Linked DNA regions of Homo sapiens: all the other regions are linked to region 1. Evidence: chromatin loops called from intact Hi-C (ENCODE). Cell type or tissue: ascending aorta. All regions are shown on one strand. Region 1 holds the start of TMEM131L (transmembrane 131 like). Region 2 has its middle 61 kb from the start of TRIM2. Region 3 overlaps TMEM131L (transmembrane 131 like).

Region 1 (8,000 bases):
AATACCCAGCCATCCCATTACTGGGTATATACCGAAAGGATTATAAATCATGCTGGTATAAAGACACATGCACACGTATGTTTATTGCGGCACTATTCACAATAGCAAAGACTGGGAACCAACCCAAATGTCCATCAATGATAGACTGGATCAAGAAAATGTGGTACATATACACCATGGAATACTATGCAGCCATAAAAAAGGATGAGTTCATGTCCTTTGTAAGGACATGGATGAAGCTGGAAACCATCATTCTGAGTAAACTATCACAAGGACAGAAAACCAAACACTGCATGTTCTCACTTATAGGTGGGAAATGAACAATGAGAACACTTGGACACAGTGTGGGGAACATCACACACTGGGGCCTGTCGTGGGGTGGGGGGAGGGGGGAGGGATAGCATTAGGAGATATACCTAACGTAAATGACAAGTTAACAGGTGCAGCACACCAACATGGCACATGTATACATATGTAACTAACCTGCACGTTGTGCACATGTACCCTAGAACTTAAAGTATAATAAAGTAAAAATAAAAAAATTTTTTGTCTTTCATTTTCAAACTTTAAACTTTTTCAGACTTTCAAACTTTTCACAAAGTTAAAGTTCTAATTTAATCAATTTATTTTTAAATTACAGTAAAACTTACTCTTTATTTTACAGTTTTATGAATATTTTTTAAAATAGAGAATAAACTGTGAATACTGCTGCTACTCACCCAAAATTACATTACAGTCCCATAACAGAAAAGGTCAGTTGTTTAACACAACAGAGTTTGAGAAAGGAGAGAATCCTTATCCTTATCCAATGCATTTAATTGAGGCATTATAAGATGAGATGGAATAAAGTTATAGTAAGAAGGGTCCTCTAGAGGTTGGGTGTGGTGGTTCACACTTGTAATCCCATCACTTTGGGAGGCCAAGGCAGGAGGATTGCTTAAACCTAACAATTCAAGACCAGATCCTATGTCAAAAAGAAAAGAAAAATAAATAAGTAAATAAATAAATAAATAAAAGCCAGTAGAGATTTAGCCATTCATAGGTCTTTTTTTTTAAAAAAAACAAAACCATTTTATCTTATATGAATCTAACTTAACATTGATATACTCCACTAAGACATCACCTTAATGCCTCTTCCACACTTTAGTTGTGCGTATATAATTTTCTTTTCTTTTTTTTTTGGAGACAGGGTCTCACTCAGTCACCTAGGCTGGAGTGCAGTGGTGCAATCTTGGCTCACTGAAGCCTTGAACTCCTAGGCTCAAGCAATCCTCCCACCTCAGCCTCCTGAGTAGCTGGGAATACAGACTACAGGTGTGTGCCACCATGCTCGGCTCTTTAAAAAAATTTTTGGGCCAGGTGCGGTGGCTCACGCCTGTAATCCCAGCACTTTGGGAGGCTGAAGTGGGTGGATCACGAGGTCAGGAGTTCAAGACAAGTCTGACCAACATGGTGAAACCCGGTCTCTACTAAAAATACACACACACACACAAAAAGCCAGGCATGATGGTGGGCGCCTGTAATCCCAGCTACTCAGGAGGCTGAGGCAGGAGAAATGCTTGAACCCAGGAAGCAGAGGTTGCAGTGAGCTGAGATCACGCCACTGCACTCGAGCCTGGGTAACAGAGTGAGGCTCCATCTCAAACAAACAAACAAATAAACAAAAATTTATAAAGACAAAGTCTCACTATGTTGCCCAGGCTGGTCTTGAACTCCTGGGCTCAAGCAATCCTCCTACCTTGGCCTCCCAAAATATTGGAATTACAGGCCTGAGCCACCTTGCCTGGCCTATAATTTTCATATTGAGTTAATTTGTGTTTACATTAATTTTTTTTCAGTTAACATTATTTCATATATACTTCTCCATAACTCTGCCACTAAAAGCAGCTCTGGCTGGACAGGGTGGCTTGCACTTGTAATTCCAGCACTTTGGGAGGCTGAGGTGGGTATATTGTTTGAGCCCAAGAGTTCAAGACCAGCCTGGGCAACATGGTGAAACCATGTCTCTACAAAAATACAAAAATCAGCCAGGTGTGGTGGCCTGCCTCTGTGGTCCCAGCTGCTTGGGAGGCTGAGGCAGGAGTATTGTTTGAGCCAAGGAGGCAGAAGTTGCCGTGAGCCAAGATTGGGCCACTGCCTTTCAGACTGGGTGAAAGAGTGAGATCAGAGTAGTAATGAAGAAAAAGGCTAGGTATGGGAAATAGTACAGAGTAGGGCACCATAGGACTAATTCATAGATTTAAAGGGTGTAAAGGAAAGATGAATTAAATATGACTCCTTGGCTTTTTAGAGAAAATTATTATTAGTGTTTAGATCTAGGTATTTCCCACACCTAGCCTTTTTCTTCATCACTACCCTTGTCTCAAAACAATTTATAAATAAAAATTTTTAAAGGAGTTCTATAACTTGGATTTTAAAATTCTCTATGGGCTTTGGTTTCTTCTGTAAAATGAGGCAGTTGGGCTATTAAATGATTTCTAAAAAATTTCCAGCTCTAATATTCTGTGACAATATCTAGGATTGACAAGGGGAATAATGGAAATATAGCACAAATGACACAGGAGTCTTCTTTGAAGAACAAGGTTACTCCAAAACATGGATGCTGCTTAATGGGCCATAACTTTCCTGTTGTCCATGAGTCAGCATGAAAAATAACTCCAGAGGAGGCTAAGTAGGTCAGATTTATCTAAGAAGACAGCTGTGTAATCCCGTATCCCTCTCCAACCCCATGGCACAGCAGATACATGCTTTTGGCTCTGTGAACAACAGTCAAATAGCATTACCCATTTTGTAAAGTCCACAAGACCACAACTTGAAAAATCAAGCTGGCCTTACAAAGTCTAGAAAAAGCTATAGCAGTATTTACATATGGTCCATAGCAATGTTAGTCTATCTTTTAAGTCATTTCCATTGATGCTGTGATACTCGTTAATGTGGGAAAGACTTTATTAGTAAAAGAGTAAAGTAATTTAAATGTTAGCAAAAAAGTTTTGTATCACAACTTTGAATCTGTTTAACAAAACCGGTTAGGCTGTTAATGTTTGCTTGCTTTCCTTTATACGTATTATACTCATATGAGGACTTAAAATTACATTCTGTAAATAAATAGGCCCATGAGAGAACTTTCATTTAGAAGCAAACTTTGAAGGTGCAGTTACTGCTTAAGTGGGCTGTGCAAATATTCCTGTCACTGGAGGTCCCTTTAACTGCGTGGGGGACCTTCAGAATCCAAGGGGCAAATAGAAACTTGGAGAAGTGAAGAGAAAAAAAGGGCACATTGAGATGGCACTGGAGATCCTTGCTAAATAAAGGAAGATGTTGGCAAGGAATACAGAAAAAAGTATGAAACAGAGACTACTGGAGGTATTCAAGTTGGAAAATGCAAAGTGTCCCTTTTTTTTTTTCACATCAACAACTTACGTTTATGCTAATCTACTTAAATGTTAAGTCTGGCCAAGCAATTAGACTATTTAACCTTGTTTGGAGTTAAATGCAGACAGTGTGTGAGACTGTGTTCACAGTACTGTATTACGTCTTTAGGAAAGAGGATCTAGATTTCATTTTGTCCTTCTCAGGATTGTGTCTGCTATGCAAGCACTGGTTTTCTATAGTCTGGCTTGTAAGGCACAAGGAGCAATTAAACAGAGGATTAAGGTAAACAGGTGTGTCCCATCACTTCCCCTCTTCATACTATATTGTTCATATTCTCTGAATTTCATACAAGCTACAGTGGAAGCAGTAAGTTAACTTTAAAAAATCATAAGATTGCCCATACTTCTAGGTTATGCAAATTGATTTCTGAATAAGCCCTTGTTTGCGACATCGCTGGTAAAGGCAGGATGTTAACTTAAAGAGATGCCAGATTTTGGACTTGTTAGTTATAGGCATCAAAACCTGGAACTAGGAAATGTATTTCCACGTATTACTTCCATTATCCTACTAATGTTAGAAACAGGCAACTAACCACATCCTCGACCCCAACCATATTTCAGGAGAGGCTGGCTGAATTTTGCAATATGATTCCAAAAGGGAGTATTTGCAGGGTCTTTGAAGCTATAAATCCCCTAGGAAGAGTCTTCCCCACCTGTCAGGACCTGGACAGTGTCCACAGAGGGTGCCGGGCGCACTACCGCCACGCGGCGCTGAGGTCTGCCTCTCGGGTTTTGGGAGAGCTCTTTTTATTCTAAATTACAGACTTTGCAGCCACCGGATATCCTCGCTGCATAACTGGCAGTGGCCATGTGGCTGCACTCGCGTTTCCTGACAACCACTGCATTATTTCCACTAATATCCTGTGTCCAAGGCCTCTCGCTTGGCGACTCCTCGTTCCCACCTCCACCGCCACCTCTTCCCTCGAGGGTAATCTCTCGACCGTGGCCCAAGCGCCTCGACAAAGCGGCAACCACCCAAAAGTTCATGAAAATGCACTTGGCAAAAGTGGGCCGCTAGTCCCCGCGGACAGCTCTAAGCGACCCCGTCCCAGCCGAGGAAAGCGCCCGGGCCCCGCAGAGTGCGCGCTGCGGGGCGGGCCCGCGGCCATGTGCTCCGCGCCGGGGCGGGGCACCCGCGGGTTCGCATTGTCCACTTTCCCCCGCACCCCGCCGCGTTCCGTCCCTCCCTATCTGCGGCGCACACGCGCTCAGAGCAAGCGGCGCGCCCGGGTCTGGAGCTGCAGCAGCTGCGGCAGCGGCGGGGGTGGTGCGGCGCGGGGCGGGGCGGGGCGGGGCGGGGCGGGGCGGGGCGGCACGGGGGCGGGCCCGGGGCGAGGCAGCTGGGGCGCCAGCGAGCTAGCGGCGAGCGCGGCGAGCAACGGAGAGGAGCGCGAGCAGCAGCATGGCGGGGCTCCGACGCCCGCAGCCCGGCTGCTACTGCCGCACCGCGGCGGCCGTGAACCTCCTGCTGGGCGTCTTCCAGGTCCTGCTGCCCTGCTGTCGCCCGGGAGGGGCTCAGGGACAAGGTCAGCCTTGCGCCGCTGGGCTCGCTCTGCCTCTCCACCCCGCCCCCGCTCTTTCTTTTAGGGAACTGCTGAAATCTATAAGAGGGCGAGGGGAGGAAAGGGAAAGGGGCAGGAGGAGGAAGGAAAGCTGTTGCGATTCTCCGCTGATAACATTTTCTGACCACAGCGTCCCGTCCCGCGCCTCTCTGCCCCGTACAGCTGGAGAGCGGGGCAGTCGCGGGGCTTGGGGACCGCTAGCCGCTCGCGCCCTGGAGCCTTTGTGCGCGGGCCCCTGCGCCCCGGGCGCAGCCCCCGCTTTGTGTGGCGCGCGCGGGTGCCCCGCAGCGGCCCGGCTTCCTGCAGCTTTGTTCCCCCGAGCCTGGCCGCCCAGGGTCCACACTCCAGATGCTCGGGCTGCGGAGCCCGGAGTGCCTCGTGGGGTGTCTTCACTCCCACTTCGTCCCCCCACCCCCAGCACGAGCACCCCGAGCCTGCCTGCACGCTGTCGCCTTCGCGTCCGAGGGGCCGCCGGCTCACACCCCACCCATTGTATTTTTATCCTTGGCTCGCCCCTGGGATGGCCTCTGTTCCCAGGAGGAAAAAGAGACGTGTTTTGGTGAGGCGGGGGGCACGGAGGGACGGTAGGGGAAACAGGAAGCGTTTCTTTAGCGTGCATTAAAAACGTGGTGTATTTTTTGGTGTTCCTGCAGCGATTGAGCCGTTGCCGAACGTGGTGGAGCTGTGGCAGGCAGAAGAAGGGGAACTCCTGCTGCCCACTCAGGTGAGGACGACCAGGTGACAGGGCGGCTGTGGGTGTACGAGGGAGGAGAGGCGGGGAGGCCCCCGGTCCTCCCCACCCCCTGTCCAAGCGGCACAGGCGTTCGGGCCACTTTGCAAGGCAAATAAACGTTAGGGGCCGAGCCTGAACACCTGGCAACGGTGGCCTTCCCGGCTCCTCCCACGCCATGTGACAGGGCCTGAGGCAGGCCGGCCCCAAGTTCAGAAGGTGGGAACCCAGGCCACCTCAGCAGGGAAGCGGCCAGCGGTCTGTTCGGCCGTGGGTGTCCTGGGTGCACACTGTTCCCTAAGTGAGCTGGTGCTGTGTGGATGGCAAGTGGCTAAGAGGTTGAGGACAACAGGAGTATTGATTTCATAAATGTTAGAGTGGTATTTGCCATTAGCGTTAAGTAGCTTTGGGATGGAGATGTGACTCTCAAGGATTGTCATCTTGGATTTTCTCCAAGTGCCCTTAATTCCTGTTAAAATACACCCACTTAAGAACTTGAATTTCTGGTTTTTTTCTCTGTATGATGATATGATGATTGCGTGTAGAAAAATAATTACTGACGTTTTATTGGGAATCTGTAGCATCATAGAGGGTTTATTGCTGCAACAGATACAGTACTGCAAAGCTTTTAACTTTTACAAGAAATTCCCATTGACTGTGAAGTGTGCACATTTAAATATAATGTTGTTGACTGCCTTTCACCAGTAACGGTAGTGATCCAAAATGCATTTTTTGGGTGGGAGTGGCTTGAATTATAAGGAAATATTTAGCTTGTGTGCAGTACTTTTTAAGATGTTCATTACTTCCCACGGTGGTGGCAGCACTTAATTCTGTGTTGTGTCTTGCGGCTGTTTAGAAAAACAGGATGTCTAGCTATAACTTTACCGGAGAGGCTGTCCAGTTTTACATTTCAGTTTTCTCCCTCCTATGTGAAACATTCAGAGTGCTGGTTTTGAGATATTTAGAATATTCATTTTGATCAGGGCTAATGAATAACAGCTTCAAGGCAGAGAGGTGATTTTAGAGGAGAATTTTCCTGGACCCTCCTTGAAGGCCAGCAGCCTGAATGAGACAGGTCTTTTGAGAAAGGGCCCCATCAGGATGAGGAGCAGATAGTTTTTCCTTCTCCTAAAAATTTATTCCCAAATGGATTTTTTCCCCGATTTTAAATAATATACATGTGTTTTTGAAGGTTTGGAAGATACAGAAATATAAAAAGAACAAAATAGAAATCCGTCGTATTCCTACTGCAAGAACGACATTTAACGCGATGTATTTATTTTAAAAAAATTATGTTTTTGTATATCAGAGTTGTTCAACAGTGGCACTGGTGACATTTTGGGCTACAGAGTTCTTTGTTGTGGGGGCTGTCCTGTGCACTGTGAGATGTTGAGCAGTTAGCATCCCTTGCCTCTACCCACTAGATGCCAGTGGCACTCACTGCTGCTTCCCCCTCTCCCCCACCCCCTCCTGATTTTGACAACTAAAAATGTTTCCAGACATTGCTAGATGTCCCTGGGGAGCAAAACTGCCCTGGTTGAGAAGCACTGGTGTATATCTATGTATATGTATTTGCATTTTTGCTCAATTATAGTTTCTATCTCTTACTGGCTAGTGTTGGAAGCCAACCCAGACTAAAAGGAAAGTAAATTATAGGTGATTGAGTCTAGTAGTATATACTCTCATTTGTTAGAGCGTTAGTTGAAGATTTAGTAGGTGTGCTCAGAGATGGAAATGTCAAGGCCTAAATGATTATTTGATTTATGGGCTCAAAAGTTATTTTATACAATTCTTAATTTCTGGTTTATTTGTATAATACAATTTGTTTTGATAATAGATGTCAGAATTCAGAAGCTGTCTGGGATATTCAGTATAGAGGGATTTATAGCTAAGCTATTTTAATCAAAGCTATAATGAAAGTGAAACTGGTTTTCAAAATAATTTTCTAAATACTTCATCCATATCTCTACGTATACCTTTTAGAAACTATCTTGCCCTGCTTATACCTGGGCCCAAGGGTAAGGGAGACACACACACACACACACACACACACGTGTGTATGTGTGTGTATATATATCTCATAAGCTACAGAGAGTTTTGAAGAAAGTTATTTTAAGTGAATTATTTTCAAAGTATTTTGAATTTTTTCAGCAAAAATTCCCTCATATGTGTCAAACGGAGTCTGTTGAAAAGAGAATATTTATAGGTGTTAATTTAAATTTGAGGGTTTTCTGCTTAATTAACCAGTACATTGGGTTTCTTTCATGCAGGAAGACT
Region 2 (8,000 bases), 320 kb before region 1:
GGCAGACCCACCCTCAATGTGGATGGGCTCCATCTAATCAGCCGTCAGCGTGTCTAGGATAAAAGCAGGGAGAAAAACATGGAAGGGATAGACAGGCTGAGTCTTCCAGACTTCATATTTCTCCCGTGCTGGATGCTTCCTGCCCTCGAACATCAGGCTCCAAGTTCTTTTGGACTCTTGAACTTACACCAGTGGTTTGCCAGGGGCTATTGGGCCTTTGGCCACAGACTGAAGGCTGCACTGTCAGCCTTCCTACTTTTGAGGTTTTGGGACTCAGACTGGCTTCCTTGCTCCTCAGCTTGCAGATGGCCTATTGTGGGACCTTGTGATTGTGTGAGTCAATACTCCTTAATAAACTCCCTTTTATATATACATCTATCCTATTAATTCTGTCCCTCTAGAGAACCCTGACTAATACAGGCCCCCTCCCCCCATGCCCACCCACCTGACCCCTCTTGTCCAGTCCAGACTGGCCTCAGCTTGTAGAAGTGTGAATGAGGCTGAAGTGGGGGATGGAATGGGTGGGGAACATTTGGTACAAGCCTCTAGAATGTTTCAGTGTGGCCATAAAGTCACAGTACCTAAGTATAAGTCAGTGAAAAGTTTGGATAAGCACGTTTTTATCACAGTTTTTAATGGTGGTAAAATATACATAAAACTTACCATCTTCACCATTCTTAAGCATACGGTTGCATGGCACTAAATACGTTCACATTGTTGTGCAACCATCATCACCATCCATCTCCAGAAAGACATGTTTTTGTTGGGGTTGTTGGAGACAGGGAATAGAGGATGACAAAATGTCATAAAACCACATAATGAATGTTCATATGACCAGGAAAGATTGAGGTTTAACAGGAATTCAGGGGAAGGCCCTGCTCAGCAGAAAGAAGCTACCATGGAGTTCTGAGCAACAGTGAGACTGTGACCTCAGTCCCCCGGGATGCGGCAGCCCTTACCAGGCCGCTGCTGCCTGCACTCCCCATTAAAGCTGTGGCTACTTTGGGCAAAATGAAGGGAACAAAAAGTTGGGTTTTTGCTTCTGGTCCTTTGCCACACTCCTTGTCTCTTGTCTCTTCCCCACTTCCCTGACGTTCTTTTTCTTTTCTTTTCTTTTCTTTGAGATAGGGTCACCCAGGCTGGAGCACAGTGGTGCAATCTCGGCTCACTGCAACCTCTGCCTCCAGGCTCAGATGATCCTCCCAGCTCAGCCTCCTGAGTAGCTGGGACCACAGGTGTATGCCATCACATCCAGCTAGTTTTTAATTTTTTTTTAAAGACAGGGTTTCCCTATGTTGCCCAGGCTGGTCTCAAACTCCTGGGCTCAAGCCATCCTCCCACCTCAGCCTCCCAAAGTCCTGGAATTATAGGCACGAACCACTGTGCCTGGCCTCCCTGTTGCTCCTGACTCTAAGGCCATGCTCTCCTCAGCCTTTTATTAGGTGCCACGTGGGGACTTAATTCCTGCTTTGATTGGCAATCCTGGTGGCCTTTGGTACGGCAGTGCTTCTCATTCTCAACCTGAAGGCCCAGCTGCCCCCAGCCCACAGTCCTGGCTTTTCCCTGGGTGGTGCAGTATGAGAGCCTAAGCATTAGAACCACACAGCCTGGTTCAAAGAGTGGCCACACCACTGCTCTGTGACCCTGGGCAAGTCCTCCTGTCTCCCCATCTGTAAAATAGGAATAAGATACCTGCCTACTAGAGTGTGGGGCAGCTCAAAAAAAAAGACATGCATAGAGGAGCTGGGTAGGTGCTTGCAAAAATCCCAGTTCCCCTTGCGGAACCAGCCAGCCAGTGACAGACCACACTGCTGTTCAAATACTTTTCTTTCTTTTCCTCTTTCTTTCTTTCTGTTTTCTTTCTTTCTCTTTCTTTCTCCTTCTTTCCTTCTTTCTCTTTCTTTCTTTCTTTTTCTTTCTTTCTTCTTTTCCTTCCTTCCTTCCCTCCCTCCCTCCCTCCCTTCATTCCTTCCTTCCTACCTTCCCTCCCTCCCTCCCTCCCTCCTCCCTTCCCTTCCCTTCCCTTTCTTTCTTTTTTTTTTTTGCTTTAACAGAGTCTTGCTCTGTAGTCCACACTGGAGCGCAGTGATACATCTCAGCTCACTGAAACCTCTGCCTCCTGGGTTCAAGTGATTCTTCTGCCTCAGCCTCCAGAGTAGCTGGGATTACAGGCATGTGCTACCATGCCCGGCTAATATGTATTTTTAGTAGAGACAGGGTTTTGCCATGTTGGCCAGGCTAGTCTCGGAATCCTGACCTCAGGTGATCCACCCGCCTTGGCCTCCCAAAGTGCCGGGATTACAGGCATGAACCACCATGCCCAGCCTCTTTCTTTCTATTTCAAAAAAAAAATTGTTGACAATATATTAGACCCATGCTATGTGCTTTTGTGCTTCAAGAATGAGAAGGGGCAACATTTTAAGAGAAAGCATGAGACAAGTGCACAGGGAAAACAATGGAGCCCTGTGCACAGGTGTGCAGCCAGCAGCTGCCAGGCAGCCACAGAAATGAAGAGGAGGTGGAAGGGCTCTAGGCTTCTCCAAAGGAGCTGCCTGCTTTGGTCTGCGAAAGGGAGATTTCCGACTGAGGGTGCCCAAGATTTTAACTGATGGGTGGGAAAGCAAAGTGTGAATCTCCAAACCCACAACTTTCCCACTTCTGCAAGGAGTTCTCTCCTCCTCTGTGTCAGCCCTGAGAGACAAAGAGTGGCAGGAATTTCAGGGCAGGTGGAGGGTGGTTCATTTACAGAAAAGAGCTTTCATGATCTCCGGTTGGATTAGGGTAAGGTAGTAATGAATGACTGTTGTTTGGATGAAATACTGGAATGATTTCAACTGTGGTAGACAGGTTTGACTTGAGAAGAGTATGGAGAACTGGTTAAGAACAGACTTGGCCAGCCATGGTGGCTCACGCCTGTAATCCCAGCACTTTGGGAGGCCGAGGCAGGCAGATCACTTGAGTTCAGGAGTTCAAGACCAGCCTGGGCAACATGGCGAAACCCCGTCTCTACTAAAAACACAAAAATTAGCCGGGTGTGTTGACACACACCTGTAATCCCCACTACTCAGTGACTGAGGCACGAGAATTGCTTGAACCTGGGATGCGGAGGTTGCAGTGAGCTGAGATGGCGCCACTGCACTCTAGCCTGGGCAACAGAGGAAGACCTTGTCTCAAAAAATAAATAAATAAAATAAATAAATAAATAAATAAATAAATAAAAATTTTTTAAAAAAATTACAAATGAAAGTGATTTGCACAAAATACAAAAGGAAATTGAAACCAGGCTGGCCTATAAGAGAAAGGTAGTTTATTGACTTAATGGTAACTAAAACTCTAAAGGTAATAATTTCAGGTGACATTTGATCCAGCAGCTCAAAAAATGTCACCAACAGCCTGCCTTCTGTCCTCAATCTGCTTTATATGGTGTTGGCTTTATCCACAGATTCCACAAGGTGGCCCCAGAGGCTGCTCCAGGATCTCGATTACTGGAAAAAGGCTGTAGCTGCTCCAAAATTCACCATTCGGGTAAAAAGGGTGGTCTCTTTTTCAGAGCTACTATAAAATAGGTTTATTCTTCCCAAAAGCCCCGGCAAATGTCCTCCTGGCTTGTTGCCTCTGATTTGGTAGTGCCAGTCTCCAAACCAGTCCATTTGGCTTGGGGCCATGGTGGGTGTGCCCATTGGTTTAAGCCAGCCAGAAACCACTCCAGGCACTTGGGGAGGGTTCAGTCCCACTCAAGCCAAATTCACTCTTGAAATCTGTGTTCTTGTATCCAGGAGAGAATATAGATGCAGGGTATCAAATAGCCAATGTGTACTACATTACATTTTAAGAGAAGCCACCAAATTTATACAATTTGTGCTTACAGATTTCTATACAAAGACAAGAGAAATGCCTGATTCTTGTGTGTGTGTTTTGTTGTTGTTATTTTTTGTTTTGTTTTTTTCCTGTTGATCGATCACAATAACCAGGAAGGATTTTGGCATTTGGCATTTTTGCACCTTGGTTCTGACCTGGAAAGGAGGAGGGTGTGGCATTTATAGATAAGTAACTGAAGACCAAGGTCAAATGAATGGATGATGTAATTCATTCCCTAAACAGAGAAACGTCTGGTGCCTTCCTGGCCTCAGTCCTCTCCGAAGGGGCTGTTGGCTCCAGCCCAAAGGCCTCTGCATTCTTTGGCTTCCATTGATTTCTCACCTGATTCCAATCACATTGCCCTCTGACTAATACTATGTTTTAATGCTTAGACGAATTATGTATGCATTAAAAGGAAAACCTTGGATTTAAGCCTTGAGGTGAAATAGGATGCTTAGTCTGTGGTAACAAAAGAAGACTGGAAATGGAAGGAGATCAGCGAGGTCAGACACAGCAGCCCACAGACGCAGCCCTTGGCTGCTGAATGTCCTCCATCTCAGCCCATATGGTGACACTCTTGAGTGCACACTGGGCATGCAGCCCAGATAAATGCAGCCAGGATAAGTGGTTTCTATAACATAATGGGGTTAAATGAAAGATTTCTAACTCTCCCACTTTCATTTGTGGCTCAGAAAAGATTTTAGTAATGAAATCGAAGGTAATCAGAGATCAGCTGGAGGAAAGATGTATAATCAGATTTTCCAGTGTTCAGATTTGCTCTGGGGGAGGGGTTATGCATTTATTCAACAAATATTTCTTAAAGGCCCAGTATGTGCCAGGTATGGGTACAATGGTGGCCTGTCCACTTGGGTTTACGGTCTAGCACAAGGGAGCTAGGTAATCATCAAATACCTATGCAAGCCCACCTACAGTAAGTGCTATCGGTTAAAATATAGACATATTTAGGCATGTTAAGAAAGTCTCACGTGAATTTTGTGAATTAAATGTGTAGAGAAACTCCCAATATAGAGCATCTTAAACTGCTGAATGAAGTATTTAAAAAAGACTGTTTTGCCAATTTTGTTGTTATAATTTACATACAATGAAATTCGCTGATTTTAACTGTACAATTCAATGAGTATTGACAAATGTATAGAGTCCTGTCACTGCCACCACATCATGACATAGCACACGTCCATCACTCCTGAAGTTCCCTTGTACCCCTTTACAGCCAGTCCCTTCCCGCTACCTTCTGACCCCAGGCATCCACTGATCTGCCTCCTGTTTCGCTTTTTCTAAAATTTCCTATAAATTAAATCATATGTAGTCTGTCATGTAACATGGTGCTTCTGAGATTTCTTCTTGTGATGCATGTCAGGAGTCTGTGTATTTCTCTTGGTAAGTAGTATTCTACAGAGTGGATATACCACGATTTGTTTTATTAATTCACCAATTCATGGACATTTGAGTTCATTCTGGTTTTTAGCTATTATGAATAAAGTTGATATAAATATTCACCTACAAGTCTTTGGGTAGACATATGTTTTTACTTTTCTTAGGTAGATACCTAGGAGTGGAATGGCTGGGTATGGTAAGCAGAGCTCTAAAAATGACTCCTAGTGACCTAGCCCTCTGATAATCACTACCTCTTTGATTATGGGTCAAATTTATGATTATAAAACTTAAGCTATCGCTCCCATGATTATCTTACAGGGTAAAGCAAGATTATCTGAGGGAATCTAATCTAATCATGTGAGCCCTTTAAATGCTGGCAAGAAAAAAAGAAAGTCAGAGAGATTTGAAGCACAGGGGGGATTCAATGCATCCGTACTGGCTTGAAGATGAAGGACTCCCCTAAGAAGGAATGTGGGTGGCCTTAGCAGCTGAGAGAGGCCCCAGCTGACAGCTAGCAAGAAAATGATGACTGCAGGCCAGGTGCGGTGGCTCACGTCTTTAATCTCAGCACTTTGGGAGGCCAAGGCAGGCTGATCACCTGAGGTCGGGAGTTCAAGACCAGCCTGACCAACATGGAGAAACCCCATCTCTACTAAAAATACAAAATTAGCCAGGCATGGTGGCGTATGTCTGTAATCCCAGCTACTTGGGAGGCTGAGGCAGGAGAATCACTTGAACCTGGAAGGCGGAAGTTGTGGTGAGCCGAGATCGTGCCATTGCACTCCAGCCTGGGCAGCAGGAGTGACATTCCATCTCAAAAAAAAAAAAAAAAAAAGGGAAAATGGTGACTGCAGTCCTGCAACTTCAAGGAACTGGATTCTGCCAACAGCCTGAATGAACTTGGAGGTGGATTTCATCCTACAGCCTCCAGAAGATAATTCAGCCCAGTCAACACCTTCAAGTCCATCCTGTGATACCATGAGCAGAAAACCCGCCACAATGTTCAAGCCTGCTGACCTATAGAACCATGAGAACTGTGAGCTAACAAATAAATGTAGTTATAAGCCACTGTTTGTGATGATTTGTTACAACGATAGAAAACTAATATATATGGTATGTGTATGTTTAACTTCATAAGAAACCTGCTCAATTGTTTCCAAAAGCAGCTACACCATTTTACACTTCTACCAGCAATGTAGGAGAGTTCCAGTTGTTCCACATTCTTGACAATACTTGATATTGTCAGTCTTTTTGATTTTTAACCATTCTCATATAGTGGCATTTCATTGTGGTTTTAATTTGCATTTCCCTAATGACTAATAGTGTTAGGCATCTTTTCATATGCTTATTTGCTATCCCTGTATATCTTTTTTTTTTTTTCTTCAGACAAGTCTTGCTCTGTTGCTCGGGCTGAAGTGCAGTGGCATGATCATAGCTCACTGTAACCTTGAACTCCCTGACTCAAGAGATCTTCCCATCTCAGCCTCCCTAGTAGCTGGGACTACCGCCGTGCACCACAAGGCCCAGCTAATTTTATTTTTTATATTTGTAGAGACGGAGCCTCACTATGTTGCCTAGGCTAGTCTCAAACTCCTGGGCTCAAGCAATCACCCTGACTTAGCCTCCCAAGGCACTGGGATTACAGGCATGAGCCACCATGCCTGTTCATTCTTTAGTAAAATGTCTGTCCAAATCTTTAGCCCACTTTTTAAATTGGATTATTTGTCTTATTATTTCAAAGCTCTGCTTGGCTGATGGTAAAGTTAATAAAAGACAGAACTGGCTGGGCGCAGTGGCTCACGTCTGTAATCCCAGTACTTTGGGAGGCCGAGGTGTGTAGATCACCTGAGGTCAGGAGTTTGAGACCAGCCTGGCCAACCTAGTGAAACCCCGTCTCTACCAAAATACAAAAATTAGCTGGGCATGATGGCATGCACCTGTAATCCTAGCTACTCCAGAGGCTGAGGCAGGAGAATTGCTTGAACCTGGGAGATGGAGGTTGCAGTGAGCTGAGATCACGCCACTGCACTCCAGCCTGGTCGATGGAGCGGGACTCTATCTCCAAAAAAAAAAAAGAAGAATAAGAAGAAGGCCGAACTGTAAGAAAGCTTGATTGCAGGAGGGAAACAGGGTAGAGCAGGCCTTTTTATGGGTGGGGGTGGAGAATGTCTGCCAACCCTCCATGGCTTACGGTTTGAATTTGAATGAGCCACATACAAGGGAAGAAGATAAAAAGCCTGGGGCTTGAGCAGGGCTGGAGGCCAGATAAGAGATGCCCAATCTGAAGCCAGAACCCCTGAAAAGCAACACAATGATTATACAAGGGAAAAATGTACCTACATAACACCATGTTACCTATCTCAGGCTTGGCTCTGGGTGAAGTATGGAGAAATGCTCAGAACTGCCCAACCATATGCTCCAACTCACAAGTGTGTGAACCTGAAATGTACACTTGCTACTGGGCTTGAAAGCTTTAAACATAAAATTTATTTTAAAGTGGTTTCATGTGGGAAGTGTCTCAATCTTCCTAATTCACCTACCTGGGCATTGCACTTTAACACAGAGTTCCCACAGGATAAAGCTTCCAGATACAAGAATTCACCATAAATAAAAACCACTAAATAAACAGGAAAATAAGACATGAGTAAGTGTCAGCTGAGACAAAAAGCTGCTGACTTAAACCTGCAAAGGCTGAATACTAGAGTGATCGGTATGGAATATTAAATAAGTGTGTTTGACATTTTGTA
Region 3 (8,000 bases), 91 kb after region 1:
ATAATAGTAGTAGTAAGTATAGCTATTAGGATAATAATTCCAGTTCATAGGTTCCTGGCTGTCTAAAATATTTACTCTTCAGTAACGTAAAAAAATCCTATAGTCGATGCACATGGGGGTATGTTTACAGTTGTCCCTCGTTATCCACATGGGATTGGATCCAGGACCCCCATGGATACCAAAAGCTAAGGATGCTCAAGTCCTTGGCATAGTATTTACACACAACCTCCCATATACTTTAGATTATCTCTAGAGGCCGGGCACGGTGGTTTATGCCTGTAATCCCAGCACTTTGGGAGACTGAGGCAGGAGGATCACTTGAGGCCAAGAGTTCAAGACCAGCCTGCGCAACACTGTGAGACCCTGTCTCCATAAAATTTTTTTTAAAAATTAGCTAAGCATGGTGGTGCACACCTGTACTTCCAGCTACTCATGAGGCTGAGGCAGGAGGATCACTTGAGTCCAGGAGTTCAAGGTTACTGTGAGCTATGATCATGCCACTGCACTCCAGCCTAGATGACAGAGTGAGACCTTGTCTCAAAAAAACAAAAACAAAAAAAACTCTAGTTTACTTATAATGACTAATATAGTGTAAATACTATGTAAATAGTTATACTGTATCTCTTTTTTCTTGTGTTGTTATTTTTTGTGTTTTTTTTTTTCCCTCAAACACTTTCAATCAAGGTTGGTTGAATCTGCAGATATGGAGAGCCAACTGTATATGATACACTTTTGTTAATTAGCAATATACATTAATCTCTGGTCCTAATAGTCGCATGCTGAGAGAATGCTGAAAGTCTTTGATTTGAAAGGATTTCTGATTTTTAGATGGAATCACCTTTGGAGGACTTAGTTACGTTTATATAATACTTTATGGTTCCCAAAGTGTAATCATGTCCGTTGTCATTTGAGTTTTATATCAGTCCAGTGAAGACAGGCATTATCTGAGTCTGTGTGTATCGTTTTCAAATATCTCTTTGTTTGAGCATGTACTACAAATGTGTTCATACATTTGTTGCTGAGAAGGAATGCCATTTGCTCAAGGTCATTTCACTACAAGTGGTAGAATAAATCTTCTGATTTCTAAGAGCACTCATAATGCTATTTTTCTTGTTAGTGAGATCTGGAATATGATTATGAGAATTAGTCATTTTGCTGAAGTTAAAAAAAAAAAAAACCTCAGAACAAACTTTAGCCTAAATTAGAACACATTTAAGATTAGTTGAGTTTTACCTTATGTCTGACAAATGGTCTAATATATAGACATTAGAGTAAAACTTTAGCCTGAGGGTTCTCCTCCTGATTTCTTCGCTGTCCCAGTTCAGCTTTTGCTATGGTTTATTTTGATGTTGGCCTCGAGCAAATCCCAACCCTCTTCATAGCTTTGATTTTCCTGGGGGGTTGTAAAATCGGGATCTTGTTACTCGGTTGCCTTCTGCCTACTTCTTAGGGCTTATGTGAAGGGTTAATATTCTGTTGGTCCTGAGATAAAAAGTGCTAATCATTCATAGAGATTTTAATCATTCTTTTGTAGTGTTAAATTAACAGAGTATCTTCCAGTTGTCACTAGTGAAGGAAATTTATATCCTCATAACACTTTTAAAAATAGAATCTAAAAAATAGAATAAAAATAGCAGTGGTGACTAGGCTTCAGCTGGCATTCTCTGTTAGGTCTGGAGAGATTTCTGGTGGTGCAGTCACTGGCTCTGTAGCATTGCTGTTTTGCATTCTTATTTTCTCATGTATTTCTCTGATAGACATTTGTATTCTTAGAAACCTTGTATTTCAATTATGTACATGGGATATAAAGCTTTGAGGATAAGTATTAATAACTTTGATGATTGATATTATTTACTTGAAACCCAAAACCTCAGAAGTCCTTATTTATTTAATTTTAATTGTGGGAAGAAAGGCAGATACAAGCCCACTGCTCTGAGGTAAGGCTTTTCTGAAGTGACCCTTTATGTGTATGGTAGTGTTGAACATTTTTTAAAAAAATGGTATTACTTAAGAACACTTTGAAAAATCAGGATTTTAATCACATTGATGTTGGTATTTTATTTGTAATGGGATGTGAAGAACTACGTTTTGAAATACACATTGGATATATTAAACCTTTCGTTAAGACTAGTGATTAAAAGGAAGGGTGAAAGCCAAAAGAAAAATTCCAAGGATTTGATGGTAGTAATACAGTATTTTGGAAATCTCATTGTATATAAGAGAAGCAACATCCATTTCATGTTTCCTAAAGGATACATTTTTAATATCAAAGATTTTACCTAATTTTACGGAATTCATTCATTATGCTGATATTTTTCCAATTTTATTCCAATTATAGATATAATTCATTCAGCTTAAATTAGAATATAATTTTATTTCTAGGCCATCCGAATGACAGCTGTATATTTGGCTCTCTCTGCCACTGAGGCTATTAAAACTGAAGAAATGACTTTAGTGAAATTTTTGCTGGCTCCCTGTTCATTGCAACATAATTGAACAAGACTGAATTTGGTCTTGAGCAGTAGGAATCAGAGTTAAGTGATTAGAGGGAGCATTGTAGGTGGCTCCAGGTAGGTGGGCCTGAGCCCAGCTCCTTTCCTCTTGGCAATTCCTTTATCAGAGCCGAGACATTGGAGGTGGAGAGTGCTGCTGAAAAGAATGGGTATCAAACCCTTCATGAATTAGTGTATTTGCCACGGAGCAGGGATTCTTACTCTGAGGTTTGTGGAAGGTTTTGAAGCTGTGTATGAAACTTTTCGTAAGTGTATGTTTGTGGAGGGAAGAGCCAGAGCTTTCATCAGAGTTTTTGGAAAGGCTCATAATTTAAATGGATGAGAACCTCTGCTGCAAAGTGCTGCCGGATTTTCAGTTTTCTCAAAAGAATAGCCTTTAGCCATAATTAAGTTTTCCTTTTCTAAGACCTAATAAAATAACATCTCTTTGTGAGCTGAAAATACATACCTCCCCAAAAAGTCTCTTTTACTCAGAAAACATAACCCTAAGAAAAATTGGGTTTTTCTGTGAGTACAGTTTCTTACCTAAACATATTTTCGTTTGTTTCAATATTTTCGAATGAATATTTCAGTGAATTTTCATTCATACTTTCATTGAATTATTCAACATATTTTCATTGAATTAGAGACCCAGGTCCGAGAAGTGCCAGTGAGTGCCTACATGTGTTTTGTTTTGTTTTTTTGCAAGCATTTTAATGGCCTAGATGGGTTAAATTTTTCTAACACTGAAACCAATGGAGTGCTACTGTGGGTTGGCCTAAGCCTTATAAAATAAAGTTGTTTTTTGTTTTATGACTTTTGACTGTTGTGAATTGAATGCTTTATTACCAACACGATTGGATAATTTAACTTTGTGATGAACAGCAACAGCTTTCTGGGTTTAAAAATCTGTGTGTATATATATAATAATACATATATATGTATGGTAATATTTATAACCACACAATACATTGATTTTTCTCTTTGTTTCTCCTCCTAGGTTCCTGGGACATCCTGTAGCAAAGATTCTCCATGCTTACAACCCTAGTAGGGACAGCGAGGTTGTGGTGAATTCAGTGTTTGCAGCTGCTGGACATTTCCATGTACCGCCAGTTCCCTGCAGGGTGGGTGTTGATGGACTCCTGGAAACTATGCCGTGGCAGGCAGCCAGGTTTTCTTGCTTTCTTTGGCCTGAAGTTTTTACTTTCTGCTCCCTGTCTCCCGCTTTTTCTGGTACCCAAACCTTTTCCTTCTGTGTGTTTACCTTAGCATTTACTTTTCCAGTTGCTCATTTTTATAATTTTGGTGGCTCTTGATATCTACTGGGGCCGGGGGGAGGTGGGGGGTTGGGGGAGAGTTTGAAGGCTCTCAGCTGTGTAGTAATGTATGTATATTTAACATGGCTCTATTGTGACTAAGGAAAGTTTATATTACTTGTCTTGAAATGACTCCAAATTCTGAGGCATTTAGTAACTAATACAAGTTTATGGTTGAGACCTCTTCCATCTCTCAAGCCTACTAGGAAAGTTAGGTCTCCTTTCTAAATCCAGAACTGCAAGGTATAGTGAATGGCTCCTTGTAAAGCTGATTGGCACCATAACACAGAGCTCAAACTTAGTCTTCTAATAGTTTTAATTTCAGTGGTCTTTAACATTTAGTGAAGATCCTAATTGCTAGTAGGCTTTTATTTATTTTGCTTACTATGTCTGCCTGATATTATGTACTTAAAAAAAAAACTAGGACTAAGGATATGTTGTAAGGGGAAGCCCAATATTTGGTTTATGACAGTCTGTCTGGGTAAACGTTGTTCCTGATTTTTATTACATATCAACATGTTTGCACGTTGGTTATTGTCTATATTTAAGTAGAGATAGAACTGTGTTAGCTAAAGACAGTTGGACCTGTGGAGGTGGAAGAGGAGGGGAAGGAAAGATGTGAGACTCACAGCTCCAGTCTGAAGCGAAAGGATTCATCCTAAGTTAGTGGTAATATTTGCTATATCTAAGAGCAGATAATTGGATGCTGATCAGTTTGGGGATTCTTAGGGATTCATAATACTGATAAGGGTGCACAATATACAAATGTCTGTTAACAGAAATTGTCAAAAAAAGAAAGTCTGTGAAAGACAGTTTATCAAAGGAGGCCATTCCAAGTGGCTGACTGGGGACCTTTCTTTCAGGTAATTCCAGCAATGGGGAAAACTTCCTTCAGAATTATTTTCTTACCTACTGAAGAAGGAAGCATTGAAAGTTCCTTATTTATTAATACCTCTTCGTATGGAGTCCTTTCCTATCATGTGAGTAACTTTTTCCTTTTGTCACAACTTTGGTTGGTGACTTAACTGTAGGGGTGTGTGTGTATATTTTTAAAAAGACTTTTGGAAATGTTGTCACCTGGTTTATGTCGTTAAAATACAAGACTGTTAGTGATGTTAAAATCATCAGCATTCACCCTTTTCTGCCTGACATGCCACAGTTGGCTGGCTTTCCTACTGATGACGGAGCTATAGTCCTACTGTGGGTCTTTGGAGGATACTAGAACAAAGCAAAGCAATCTGTCACACAGTTTCCCATCATAAAATACAGAAGGCTTTCAAAACTCATGGCTCTCACCTCACGGGCGTTCAGAAGGAGGTGCTCTAAGGACAGTCTCTAGTGATTTTGCCTACCTTCCCTCTTTGGCTCAGGAATATTTCTAATTAGGAGACATTGATTGTGTGCTTGGAGGCTGGTTCCAAGGGAGCTCACTATTCATATCAAGGTACCAGGAAGGGAGCTTGAAGAATCTTGTTGCTATTCTCAGAAATAGGAATCTTTACCTTAAATGGTACCTGATATGGCATTTAACAAGATCTGGCATCAAGTAATTTAAGTTCCAAGATCAGTAATTTTTGTGGTTATTTCTTACTGGATTCCATTAAAGAGGTCCCATATCAGAAGAGTTGCCTACTTGTGAACAGATTTGCTACAGTGAGGAACATTCAGCTTAAATACAGCATTCTAATCTGTTTCATTTTTTATTTTTTAGTTTTTGAGGCAGGGTCTCACTTTGTTGCCCAGGCTGGAGTGCAGTGGTGTGATCAGGCTGACTGCAGCCACCTCCCAGGCACAAGCGATTCTCCTGCCTCAGCCTCCCACCACTGCCTGGCTAATTTTTGTATTTTTAGCAGAAACAGGCTTTCACCATGTTGGCCAGGCTGGTCTCAAACTCCTGTCCTCAAATGATCCACCTCCCTGGGCCTCCCAAAGTGTTGGGATTACAGGCGTGAGCCACCGTGCTCAGCCAGCATTCTGCATTTCTGAAACATTCATTGTGTTTTTTGTAGACAAAGATAAATAAAATAATTGGATTAGTAGAGTCTTGAAGGCCATGCTGATGAATACAGATTTCCTTTGGAGACGTGCTTTAGCATTATGGCAAATGTGTTTTAAAACTCTTAACAGAGGAGCAATTCTCTCTCTTTTTCCGCAGGTATCTGGAATTGGCACTCGTAGAATCTCTACAGAAGGGTCTGCAAAGCAGCTACCAAATGCTTATTTTCTGCTTCCAAAGGTCCAGAGCATTCAGCTGTCTCAAATGCAGGTCATTTTAATAGATTTACTTTGAATGCTGGTGGCCACCAAACTTTGTAACCTTCTCAGAATTGGTTATTTTACTATTTTCTGCTTTTTGAAAAAATTATATAGAAGTAATATACATATATAAAATATCAGTGGATTCCACCTAACTTCTTTTTAATGGCTGTGGAGTTCACAGTGTTGATATTCCAGAGTTTGCTTAATCTTATTGTTGGTCTTTTGAAATGTTTCCTGTTTTTCACTGTTATTACCGTTAGGCCATATACCTATTTTATAAGTTTCTTTAATTTTCCTTCTGAATCCTCTGTTTCCTTGGGGCATGTTTCATAAAGAGGAGAGATTCTTTAGTTAAAGACTGTGAACGATTTTGTAGAGCTTGTTAAATCTTACCAGCTTGCTTTTCAGGGAGGCAGCCCCCATGGTCACAAGTAATAACAGGCCCCTAAGGATGTCCTGCTTTTAGCCCTGCCCGGATGGGGCTTGGTGGGAAGAACTATTTCTGATGTTATAGTAGATGTATAATGATAAGTTTAAATTCTTTTAATATACATTTCATGAATCATTTTATAGGGTTGGCTACTTTTTCCCTTTGATTATCCATATTTCCTTGTAACTGGATAATTTTATAATTGAGAAAAGCTCTTGAACCAATATATTATGAAACTTACCTCTTCTTTCTGATTGGTAAATAAAGAACATTGCTTAGAATTTGTAGTCAGTACCATTAGTACCTGGGGCTTTCATTCATTCAGCGGTTTTCCTGAGCCTCTGCTTTGTGCCAGGCCTTGGTCTAGAGTTTGTATCTGCGTAGAGCCTACATTCCAGTTGGGGAGAAGAACCAAATTAATTTACCTCTAGGATTATATCTGGAATCTTTATCACCAAGTACATAATTCTTAGGGATCTTAAATCATATTTTTATTTTTATAAAATGGAAAAGCCCCTCCTTGCAGAATTTTAAGGAAGACTTCTTTTAATTTGCAAATTTATATTTGGTTTAAATCCTAAAACCAGGGGGCATGTGTTGAAAGGTTTTAAGCAGGAGACTGATACTGATGTGCTGTGGCTTGCATTTTTGGAGGGCCAGATGCCTCATCAGTGGAGATCTAAATATTGGAATAGAGACAGGTATTCAGAATACCTTAGTTATTGGGGGTTAATGTAAGGATAAGTGGAATGAAGGGAGAGAGGAAACTGACTCTGCAGGCCTCCTAGAGAGCTAGAACAGCGTACCCATTCTCTCATCCCCCTGGCCTGGCAGATCCTGCGTACTTCTCATGATGCCCACTGCCCTTTACCACACCCAGGACATCCTCATCTCTCTGATGGCCAACTGATAGTATCCCATTAACTGCCAGGATCTACTTTAGTCCCTTCCTACCTCTTTCCAAAAAATTCAAGTTGGACCCCATTAGTCCCCTGCTTGAAACCCTTCAGTGCATTCCCATAGGTCTTAGAATTTAAACCAAATCCCGCTTATGGCTGTAAGACCTGCGTGGTGTGGCTGCTGTCTCTCTTCAGCCCCAGTGCTCACCACCTGTTCTTGGTCTCTAGTTCATGGCCACAAGAGCCTTCCCCCGCTCACTTGTGCAATGCCGTTTTCCCTCCTGCCACAGGTCCCTTGTGTCTGCAATGTTCTCAACCTCCACCTCCAATTTTCTCCAAATTAACCCTTATTTCATCCTTCCTTTTTCAACTCACACTTGAGCTCTTCAGGGACTTTTGCGTCTCTCCCCATCCTAATTTCTGCTCCCATATTTATCTAGACTTCCGCTCCCATACTTATATCCATTAAATAATCACATGCCCACATGATGTAATTGCTTCACTATTCTTTTCATCACCCATGGAATGGAAGCTCCATGAGAACAGGGACCATCTGATTGAGCTTCCCGTTGTACTCCCTGCACCTCACCTGGGAAGCAGTGGT

What was found. A loop is a pair of places that touch in the nucleus more often than their neighbours do. Peaks named below come from ENCODE experiments on the same cell type or tissue, not always from the same donor. Only the 100,000 strongest peaks of a DNase experiment are listed, where the experiment ranks them.
Region 2: it touches region 1 in a loop (2.6-fold over the local background); 7 of 110 quality-filtered maps call a loop at or near these places.
Region 3: it touches region 1 in a loop (2.6-fold over the local background); 20 of 110 quality-filtered maps call a loop at or near these places.

The regions. Positions count from the first base shown.
Region 1 is chr4:153,461,565-153,469,564 of GRCh38, forward strand. It overlaps TMEM131L (transmembrane 131 like), which reads left to right and starts at 4,796. Exons shown (of 35, transcript NM_001131007.2): 1 at 4,796-4,957; 2 at 5,647-5,717. The coding sequence starts at 4,834. RefSeq lists enhancers at 4,257-4,436, 5,807-6,472, 5,967-6,056, 6,427-6,486, 7,738-8,000 and silencers at 4,477-4,626, 4,667-4,766, 5,137-5,496. In ascending aorta, CTCF peaks have their summits at 4,145 and 5,010; DNase peaks (open chromatin) are centred at 4,267, 4,657, 4,807, 5,878 and 1 weaker place; H3K4me3 peaks cover 4,453 bases; H3K27ac peaks cover 2,388 bases.
Region 2 is chr4:153,139,677-153,147,676 of GRCh38, forward strand. No RefSeq gene overlaps it. Among named protein-coding and RNA genes, the nearest start is that of TRIM2, 61 kb to the right of the region's middle. In ascending aorta, a CTCF peak has its summit at 3,462 (motif pointing right); a DNase peak (open chromatin) is centred at 3,635; H3K4me3 peaks cover 377 bases.
Region 3 is chr4:153,552,295-153,560,294 of GRCh38, forward strand. TMEM131L (transmembrane 131 like) reads left to right here. Exons shown (of 35, transcript NM_001131007.2): 5 at 3,493-3,616; 6 at 4,672-4,788; 7 at 5,964-6,074. Among named protein-coding and RNA genes, the nearest start is that of TMEM131L, 90 kb to the left of the region's middle. In ascending aorta, no CTCF peak of the experiment used is centred here; a DNase peak (open chromatin) is centred at 3,647; H3K4me3 peaks cover 1,496 bases; H3K27ac peaks cover 6,037 bases.